2 separate regions of the Homo sapiens genome follow, and region 2 is linked to region 1. Evidence: chromatin contacts called from ENCODE Hi-C or POLR2A ChIA-PET data. All regions are on one chromosome and are shown on one strand. Each heading gives the region's core, a stretch centred on a gene start or an enhancer-like site at or near the end of the contact. The rest is flanking DNA. Distances are from core to core; before and after follow the strand shown.

Region 1 (5,405 bases), core at 812-3,311:
TTGTTTTGACACATCAAACTACAGATGATTTAGGGACATTTCGGTACAAATGTAGACTAGACATCTTGATATAAGAGATTCTGCGAAAGTTGCCTTAGACTAGAATCACCATGCGTAGTTTTTAACTGAGGCCCATTGGCATGGATGAAATCACCTAGGTAAAGTGTAGTACAATGGCCTAAGAATAGGCCTTTAGGAGCTGTAGAATCCTTATTTGCCAGGTAAGGAAGAAAGAGCACGCAACTGAAAGACCCAGAATCAAGGATGAAAGAGGAAAGAGAAAACCAGGACAATGTTATATCAAGGCCACCAAGGAAAGGGTGTGTTTTAAGAATGAGAGTGGTACCAAATGCTGTTGAGAGACCATGTGAGATGGAGACTGAAAAGTGCTTATTTGACTTAGTGTCATAAAGGTAATTGACTTGACTCAGGATTGTTTTGGTGATGTGTCGGGAGAGAAGCCAGACTTAACTAAAATTGAAGCTTTGGTGGAGATGAAGAAATAGTGATCACAGATAAATATTTCGGCAAGTTGTCTGTAAGTGGGGGGAGAAAGATGGAATGATAGTGAAAGAGAATAAGGGGAACAGGGAGGTGTTTTGTTGTTTTGTTTTTGTGTTTTATAAATTGTAGAAACTTGAAAGCTTTAAAAGCTATGGAAAAGAGGGAGTATTTGGATATATGCAGTAGAGAGATAGAACTTTCCAGAAAAATAAAGCTCCTACTGCATATTTTTTCTCTTTGGCTCCTAGAATCCGAATGCTTATTTGCACAAATCTATGCATAGAGGATTGTCAGAATTCTCTGTGAATTTCTTGAGTCTCCCTCAAAATAACCTTCACAGAAGAAAAAGTATCTTTTTTAGTAAATGCCTCTACTAAAATTAGCAGAACCAAAAAAAAAAAAAAAGCAAAAAAAAAAAAAAAAAACAAAACAAGGAGGAAATTGACTTTGGGGAGTAAATATAGTAAGATAAAAAAGGGAAAGATAAGGTCCTGTAAACTTACTTTAACCTTAATAAACACCTTAAATATATAGCTTTGACATCTTTATGACTACAGTTTCATTACAAACTTTCATCATAGTAACTTAAGTCTATAGAAGCAAAGATGAATATTTATCTGTGGAATTCAAGCAACATCTGGTCATTTGAGCAGAAAGATCCATTATTTTTTCTTCAATAGCATTTTTTCTCCCAGTCAGTTTTACTTTCCAAAACGATTTGTGGTGAGGGAAAAAAGGGAGTTGAAAAGTAAGTCTCTAACAAAAGATATTCTTTCAACATTTAAAAAATGGACAGAAAAGGATGAGGCAGAAAGGGCACTTTTGAATAGTTAGTACCTGTTTAGGAATAGGGAAGTGAGATTAGGTAGAATTCTACTTGTTCTCAAATTTCCTTATACTTCAGATACTACTTTTCATGCTAAAAATTTCTTTTTGATTTCTGTTAAAACCTTCTTATCCTCTCCTAACAACTTGTGTAAATTTAGGTAAGCCAACCCTTCAGTTTTGTCATCTATAAAACAAAGGCATTGGAAGAGATTATATCCAAGTTGCCTTCCTGATCCAATATTCCAGGATTCAGCAAACTTTAGTCATTGCTTTTTGGCTATCATTCAATTGCTGTCTTCAGAATACATCTTCTTGGATCCTCTAGTTATCTGTCAACAAAAATAAATTATTTGTCTTTATTTTTGAAATATTCCTCTTAGAGCCCCAGATGTGTGAATTGGTACAGAAAAGAGACATTTTTTTAAATTCATCTCTTTTCATACCTTCTAAATCAACCATTACAAAGAGTTTACTAGTCAGATTTTTTTAAAATTTTCATTTAAAAATTGAAATGGCTAAAGAGGGCATTTTATATGCTCTATGTTTTCAAAGTATAATTTTAGTTTTCCTAGTAACACTAACAAATTGCAAAGTTAATAACACTAACAATTACCCATAGAGTATTACAAAAATGGTATTAACAAATCCTTAATTTGTATGTCTGCTTACTGAAACATTGACTGCTTTGCACATTATAACTGCAGTCATCATGATTCTAGTGTTTGTTGAGTTGTGGTCTGTTTGACAGTCATCTGGAATGTTTATTACCTAAACTCAAATAACTAGATCTTTTTCTTCTAAATACCTTGAGAGTGCTTCACTGACTAAAGGAAAAGGAAGCCTGATTTACTTTAATACTACAGCTTCATTTCCTGCAAGATCTCAGGATTGATCATGGAATCCCACAACTCAAAGTCTTTATGAATTTTTTTAGTAGTGTGGATTTTTAAAAACAGGTTTAGGACTTTCAACTCAAAGCTTTTAGGTTTCTTTTTAAAACGAGTTCTTTTAGCACTAACTAGACCTTCTACCTCTCCTTCCAACCATTACTTCATTTTGTGTCTGTTTTTCACACCTTTAGGACATTTCTTAAATGTGTCCTTACTTTGACCTGATTCCGCAGAAATTCTTATTTATGTCTTAATTGTTTCCTGTCATGGCTGTAGTAGTTCCTTCTTTATAGTCTTCCTAAATCCCTGCTCTTTAAACTTCAGAGGGGGCTTAGAATGTTATGACGAGACTACAGATTCCTGCTGTTAGAAAGTAATGTGCTTTGTATTGAGGTAATGTTTATTGACCTAGTTTTAAAAAAAACTATACTATTTCTCTATTGACTTGTTGTAATAGTTTGGTTAGAAAAATGGATGAGATTAGCATTTGGAAGGAATTGTACACCTGACAGATTCTAGTGGAAAATGTATCTTGAACCATTTTAATTAAGTTTTTAGTGGGGAAAAATTATTCTGATGGCATATTTTCCTTACATTGATGGCAGTCTTTTATTTAAATTTCACTTGCCTAACCTTACACTGGGAGCATGAGAAAAGCTTGTGAGATACAATAGCATTTTTAAAAAATTCTAAAGACATTAAAATACTTTTCACAGTTATAAGTACAGTAGAATTTGCAACATTTTAAATTTTATTTCCCAAAATATTTTTTATTGGTACTCCAACCCCCAGATATGCTTATGAAATGGACAAGTGACAGTTTTGTACCCCCATCCTCTAATTATCAAGTGCAGAGGCCAAAAAGTTCAAATATCTTCCCTCTGAAAATAGTAAAAATTTTGTCATTACATAATAACATTTAGGTAGAGATGACAATTTGGTGTGTGTGTGAAATGAAAGTGACTGACTATTTCATTGGTACTTCTGAGCTTTATGGGAATTATAGTTGAGTTTTTGTCATATCTCATTATTGATAAAGGACAAAAAAGGAATACATGTATTCTATATCCCTCAAAAATATTTAGGCAAAGTTACTTTAGAGAAACATTTTAACCATGTGATCTTTTTGCAAATTTATTCTGGAAAGCAGGATTTTGCTGTAGTGTATGTGCTATTTCTCTCCTTCCCTCTCTCTGTCACTGCCTCTCTCTACTGCGTATGTCTAACCCTGACCCATGCTGCACAAAAGGTACTTCTGAAGGTATTGTGAGCAGCACAGCATGTCAGCCTTGTGTCCTGCTCCTATATTGGTAGAGTCAATACTTGAGCTGATTCTGGTGCAGACAAAATATGTGCTCTAATCATTACCATTTGGTGCCACATTCATGGTTAGGGCATGGTTCATTTTCCATTTATTTTTTTTACATAGAGCTAAAAAAGATCCTATCATTTTTATTCCTAGGGAAAATATTCCCCATTGTGGAAGAGTCATTCTAGCTTAAGAAATTAAGAGCTGATTGTAGAGTGAATCCAAGCATGTACAAACTTGATATAATAATAATAATAATATAATAATAGGTAACTTTTATTAAGAGCTTGTTACATATTATAGTTCTAAGTTCTTTCATTTATTAACTCATTTAAATAACTCTACGAAGTAGTTCTATTTTACCCCCATTTCATAGATGAGGAAACTGTCATTAAGAGATTAAATGCCTGAACAACTAATAAGAGACAGAAATGGGATTCAAGCACACTCAGACTCTGGAGCCCACATTCTTAAGCAGTAGTCTCTACTCCTTCCAATATGTAGGGAGTGCTTTTCTCAGATTTACTTTGTATGTTTATGAGCCCTAACAGGAAAGTTTTATCCAGCAACAAATGCTGGACTTGGTGGCACACATCTATAGTCTTAAGCTACTCAGGAGGCTGAGGTAGGAGGATTGCTTGAGCCCAGGAGGTCAAGGCTTCAGTGAGTTGTGATCATGCCACTTCGCTGTAGCCTGGGCAACAGAGTAAGACCCTGTCTCAAAAAAAAAAAAAAAAAAAAGACATAAGACATCACTTAAAACTCAGCAAATTATCTTTGATTTTTTTCTTTGTTATCTTTGATTTGATCCATTTTCGAACCAAGCATCTCTCACGTACGATGGCATTGCATCTTGCTTCTTTTACCTTTACAAACTGGTTTGCATTTTAGAAAGAGCCTTTTTGAGTTTGAAAATTAAATGTAACCCACTACAAAGTTTTGTATTGATGTATTATTATGAAAGAATTTATAAAATGCCCACTGTGTTTTTATTATATTTAATTTATTTAGTGTGGCTTAATGTAGGCATTATGTGGAGAAGGTTAAATTAGTCTTGTTATGAAAGGCTTTCCATCCTCATTTCCTGTCTTATACATTTTTTTCTTAACATTTCATTTAATGAAACAGTTGAAGTGTTTCTCGATGATTGAAAATCTATAAAATTACACCTTTGACTTTGAAATACCTTTAACTTTCAAGAATTTGGGATTATAGTAGTAATTAGTAAAAGGGATAATGTTTAAAGTTTTAGCTCCCTGTGTGTTGAAGATTATAATATAAAAAAAGCAGTTTTCTGTTAAATAAATTTCCTATTTAAACTATCTAAGAACATTCAAAATCCTGAATATGAAGACTTTTAACATTTCAGTGTGATGATTTCCTGTTGAAGGTTACTTAGTCCTTGAAAAATAAAGAGTTACATTTTGGCACTGAAGAGTCAATATTCAGACTTTTTCTGTGCTGCCACTTAACTTCCCAATAATTAATTGCATGTAATATTTTGGAGCAACTTAGCTGTTATACAGCCTACATAGTTCAATAGATAGGCTTCTCTTAACATGCAGAATAAATCTGATTGAGGAAAGCAAACTAGCATATTCACATGTGTACTCACAGAAATACTCAAGAACACATTCATACATATTCACATATGGTTATATGCAGTAATATACACAGGAATACACATAAACATGCACATATTAGCATACACATATATGCTCCTGGATTCATGCATACATATTTGAAAGTAAGGCTAGTTCTGGCCAAAAGGTTTCTTCTGTATTACTTTGTTTTGGTGTTAAGATTCAAAAACTCCTTTAAAGTAAGCCTTCCAATGTTATTTATAATTTGTGAGAATAAGCCTTGCATTCTTG
Region 2 (5,493 bases), core at 380-2,879, 77 kb after region 1:
TGACTCATGTGATCTTTTGACTGTCTCTTTACCATTATCTTATTTATTTATATTTTTACTATTAAGTCACTCATTCACTCATTTATTTATTTATTCATTCCATAACATTGTTGAGGCCTACTTACTATGTGTTAGACTTTAAGGATTCAATATTGAGCAAAAGTAGATTAGGGCAGGTTCTTATGGAGCAAAAGTGTTTTAGAGGAGCATCTGAGTAAAGAGGCTGGAGGATTTGCAGATTGTTGTGAGAAAGTAAGACGTCTGGAGCAAACCCAGTTGATGGCAAGTTCATTGGTTGGCCTTGGGAATGTGTGGGCGAAATGGAGCAGTGAGGAGGGTTACAAGAGTTGAGGAGGTCATTGAGAGGTCAGCGAGTTGGATAGGCCATCTATCTGAATGTGGAATTCACACTGTAGTGACAGTAAGACTTGCTATGGAGAGAAAGTGAGCCAGGTAACAAAATCTTCAATAAATGAGGAAATAGTGGTGAGGCAGCAATAAAGAGAGATGGTACAAGTCTCAAAGGAGCAGAGCTGTATCCATTGTGAAGCAGGCAGGAGTGGGGAATGAAAAGGCTGCCCTGGGTTCAATCTCTAAGATATATGGGGTGCAGGATAATGAATAACTTTCATCAAATAGAGTTGTTGGAGATGAGACTAGCCTAGATGAGGGATATATTTTCCTTGGGGTTAGGAAGTATCTTGAGTTTCCAGTAAAGATTTGGCATAAGGAGTCCAACATTGGAATGGACATTTTGGAAGTCACGGTGAAGACTTTGGTCTAGAAGAATCCATAAAAGCTCAGATTGATGGAAAAAAAGCATAGAACATAAAGCAAAAGTACAAAAAGGAGATTGATAATTGCAGGTAATTCCATACTAGGGGATGGCCAAATTTAATGTAGATGTGAATCATGGTAGGTCCAGTTATAATGTCTTTTATTTGTCTGTTTGTTTTAACTTTCACTGATATATCATGCTTTTTCCTCTGATACTTTGAATGGGCTCTTCCTTAATCCTGGAAAACTTTCCAGCCTCTGTTGCAATAGCCAACCACCAACTAAATTTGAGAAAGTTGCCTGACCTTTGTCCTTCTCTCTTCATATCATCATGTTGTATAATAATAACAATGCATTTGCTGTTCCAGGCTGTAAACTCCACAAGAGAAAGACCTGCTTCTGTCTTTAATTTTTAATATTTCTGCTGCCTACCAGAGTGCCAGGCATATAGTAGATTTCTAGATACATAATATTTGTTGAATGAATGTTTGAAGGAATGAAATAGGGGAATGAAGTTGGGATTTGGACCAGAAGAGTCTGGAGTAAAATCTCAGCTCTACTGCTATGTGTTAGTTATAATAACCCCCATGTAAATGGAAGAAGAAAGGAGTTGTCTTTCTGATAGCTTTATCATGTGCAGGGTGGCCTTGTGTCCAAATATAATGACATCCACCCCTCGAGGGAGGGAGCGCGCAGGTGAGCATGTGCAGGAGCCAGAGCGAGTGCTTTTGGGCACCAGCAGGAGCAAAATCTTTGCGGCAGCATCCAGCCAGTGGTGTCTGCGACTCCCAAAGTCCCAGAAGGCATGTTACACTGCTCTTTTAGCTCTGCTGTTGACAGATGGCTTGAATGTTAACAGCTCAGTGGGCCCTATGCCATTTTGCATGAGGTGGCTGCCTCTCTGCCAGTGAGGGCAAAGGACCAGTGTGACAGCCTTTCATATTTGCACTCATGGCTCCAGAGCTCTTGTTTGGCATCCAGGAAAAATGAAGTTGCATGAACGAAATGAAGGATGGTAAATGTGGGGGATTTTATTGCTGGTGAAAGTAGCTCTCAATGGGAAGGGGAGCAGAAAAGGGGATGGAGTAGGAAGGCAATCTTCCCCTGAAGTCCAGCCATCTCTGGTCAAATTCTTCTCCAAAGTTACACTGTCAAGCTGTCCCTCTAAAGTCAAGCTGCTGCTCTCTGACGTCCAGGCATAGTCCCCAGTATCCAGCTTCTTCTTCTCTCTGCCAGCTGAGTCTGGGGTCTTTATAGGCACAGGACGGGGTAGGGTGGAGCCATGGGTGGTTTAGGAAAGGACAACATTCCAGTGGGAAAACAGGGATATAAGTTCTCACTTTGGGCTGTGGTTTCAGGCTTTTTGGCTTGGGATTTTTGCTGGGGACCTACCCTTTTCTGCCTAGAATTTCTCTGCCTCCTGCCCCTATCACAGTGTCCATCATTTTTATTAGAAATGTAGAACAAGACATAATGCTGAACATATGAATTTAGACAAAGTCTGTTATGAATTCAGTCTGCAATATTAAACAGAATAAAGTTCATTTTCAGGTGAAGCTTCAAAAGTAAGCTCAGTAGAAATAGCCAGTTTTTATAAAATAAAAACTCATTTGTACTCACATCCAAACTTGTTCTGAATATTTTTGCAGCTTCAAAAGTATTTTGAGAAGTCTCTTAGTGTTTTCTCTTTTTGGATTTTCCCTGTACTTCCTCTTTTAGATGGGGCCTGGAAAGTTGAAGTTCTGAATTTCATAAGATATTTTTTTCTTTTAGAAATGTCTACCCTAAACAGATGTAAAAAGGACTAACATCCAAATGGAAAACTATTCATTTCCTATTTGAAGATCTATCAGAGTTAATGACTTTTTTTGAGAAAATTACATTTATTTTTGTTTTAGGAGATTAGTATATAAGAGTTATTTTAAAGGTCACATAAACTTATGGGGCTAGCTGCATTGACCATAGTAGACTTTACAGATACTCATTGATTTATATGCAGTTATGGAATGAAGCAATGCTAATGAAACTCTCATGGAGCATTCACAGCTTATTGTTGCCTTCCTGATAGAATATTGAGGAAATTAATGTGTTGTCAAAGAAATGAATGTTTTTTTTTTTTTCAGTTTTAATGTTATTCTTTGATTTTGCAGCTAAGTGGTTTTAAACAGAGCTCTACAGAGTTTGTTTAGGGTAGATCTTGGAACAGTTTGGCTTTTACCTGTTTTACATTTCTTTTCTGTGTACCATTTGATTTGACAAAAGTATCCTGTTTTTTTAAAAAAGTTTGAAAAACATTGATATGGGTAGTTGCCACAAAAAAATGAAATTGTTTGGAATTCATTTATGTAAAGCTGTAAGCCTGGAAGTCACCATTTTCCCACTTCAGAAATTATAATATAAAGAATGATAAAAATAATACTTAGCTTTTATGATGGAAATAGCAAGTGAAGTATATTTTATGAATTTTTTTCATCTGATGCCATCACCTTGGGCTTTCAACCATGAGAAATAATTATTTATAATGTATTCAACTCTTCAAAGATTATAAGAAGACAATTTTTGCTCATATTTGACAAAAATCAAGGCCTAAAAATGTATACTTTATTTATAGCTGGTGAGGGAGAGCATTTACAAAGATGGCAAAAGGTAGAGTCCTCCATCATAGCTGACTCTTGAATTCTTGTGCCTACGTGAATCTATCTTTTCTTTCATCATACTGTCTTATTTCTCTGATCTCTATTATAGTGCCAGATTGTGAGCTCCTAAGGGCAGGGAGGACAAGGGTTTTGCTTTAAATGCTTGTAGTAATTTACCCTAAAGTAACGTTCAATTACTATGCTTTTGAATAATGAAAAGAATGAGTGAGTGAATACAATATATACATATATATGTGTTTGTGTGTCTTTCACTTCATTATGAACACAAAGAAAGCATGCTTATGACATTTATCTTTGTATTCTTGTTGATATAAATCAGATTTCAATATATGCTAAAATACTCACAAAATACTTTCTACCAGTATTATTTGGCTGCATGAACTAAAATGCAAAATGCATTCATATTAAGTGTGCATTTTGACAAATGTATATGCTTATGTATTCCACTACAATTATGATACAGAACATTTCAACCACCCTTAAAACTTCCCTTATGCCCCCTTTCACTCACTTCTGCTCCCTGTCATTCAGGCTGTTGACAACTGATTTGTTTTCCTTCAGTTGATTGGTTTAGTCTTTTAAAAAATTTCATATAAATGGAAATTTTTGGTCTAGATTTTTAAATTGAGTATCATGTTTTTGAAATTTACCCAAGTTATTGTGTGTATCATTAGTTGGTTCCATTTTACTTAGCGCATCTGATTTTATGGATATACCACAATTTGTTTATACCACAATTTGTTTGTTGTTGGATATTGGAATTGTTTCTAGTGCTTATTTATTTTGGATAAAGCTCCTATGAACATTGCTGTATGGTTCCTTGTGCATTTTCAATTTCTAAAATTTAGTCATTCTAATGTATTTTAATTTCACTGTGGTTTTAATTTGGATTCCCCTCATAATTAATGTTGTTAGTTGCTAGTTCTATCATTTCTGTCACTTGAGGGTTTGTTAATCAATTAATAGATATAGGTCATGATTTTTTTTTTTTTTTTTTTTTTTTTTGCTTTTTAGTATGTCTAGTGATTTTGGATTGTAGACTAGATATTAGTTATTGTTGAGTATTGGATTTTGTTGTGTTCATTTAAAAATCATTGGACTTTATATGACAGGGAGTGGGTTACTTGTAGATTTGGTTGATCCTTTGAGGCTTTTTAGAAAGTTCTTATAGAATGAGTTTTAAAAAATACCTTTATTCCATGGATAATTTAGTTCTACTTATAAGATGTGGCCCTTTTGTGGCCTCCTCTAATTTCACCATGTATTCAATGAGGTCTCATTATTTCAATGAGGCTGAAAAGAACTCATGTAATTACTGGTCCTGTGTGAACTCTAGGAATTTTTAACTTATTTATCTCATGTAATTTTTCCTTTGTAGAAAGTGGTTCTCTCTTAACCTCATGGGGCTTACCTTTTGCATGCACAGATTGTTATTTAGACAAAGAATCAAAAAGCTCCTTATGCAGATATCTGGACGCTCTTGTCTTCATAGCTCCCTTTTATCTATAATTCTGCTCTTAAAAATCTAACTGCTTCAGCTTCCCCTAACTCAGATTTCTGTCTTTTTAACTCAATTATATTTCCAGGCTGGAAATTGCCTCCAGCTAGAAATCCTGAACTCATCTCACTTTTTTGTTATCTCTCAAGGGTAACAATCCTATTCTCTCTCTTATGTCTAAAAAAAGTTACTTTCTATATTTTGCCTAATGGCTTTAGTTATTTGTAGGAGGGTAGTTTCTAACTTGGCAGTCCCTCATGAAACAAAATTGATTTGAATGTGTCTGAAACAGGTTACTAAGTCAATTTACCTGTTTGGGAAAGGTGATCACACTTTGTGAGGAATATTTTATAGAGGACCCATGGGGGACTGAAGGCGAAAAGTGCAAAGAGCATGATATCTCAAAATCAGAGCAGTTGTACTTTATTACGTTATATATTGATTATTCTGAAAAAATGGCTTAAAGAATGGCATTGATCGTATCAAAGGATTGAACATTATTGATTTTGGAGACAAAAATATGATTGTTTTGTATAAACTGGTAAAATAGTATAGTTACAA

The links. A loop is a pair of places that touch in the nucleus more often than their neighbours do. ChIA-PET counts read pairs that join two places held with the same protein, here RNA polymerase II (POLR2A).
Region 2: a loop to region 1 is called in a map of endothelial cell of hepatic sinusoid, with 6 times the contacts of the local background. The contact joins two enhancer-like sites. A Hi-C loop is called at or near these places in 1 of 168 maps with a recorded cell type or tissue (endothelial cell of hepatic sinusoid). POLR2A ChIA-PET finds 5 or more read pairs at or near these places in 1 of 52 experiments (OCI-LY7).

The regions. Positions count from the first base shown.
Region 1 is chr1:185,802,295-185,807,699 of GRCh38, forward strand. The region is part of intron 1 of HMCN1 (hemicentin 1); the gene reads left to right. Among named protein-coding and RNA genes, the nearest start is that of HMCN1, 71 kb to the left of the region's middle. Within about 2 kb of position 2,062, at least 2 of the 41 ENCODE cell types and tissues checked have a DNase peak (open chromatin) inside an H3K27ac peak, as active enhancers do.
Region 2 is chr1:185,879,467-185,884,959 of GRCh38, forward strand. The region is part of intron 4 of HMCN1 (hemicentin 1); the gene reads left to right. Among named protein-coding and RNA genes, the nearest start is that of HMCN1, 150 kb to the left of the region's middle. RefSeq lists a silencer at 4,918-5,118. Within about 2 kb of position 1,630, at least 2 of the 41 ENCODE cell types and tissues checked have a DNase peak (open chromatin) inside an H3K27ac peak, as active enhancers do.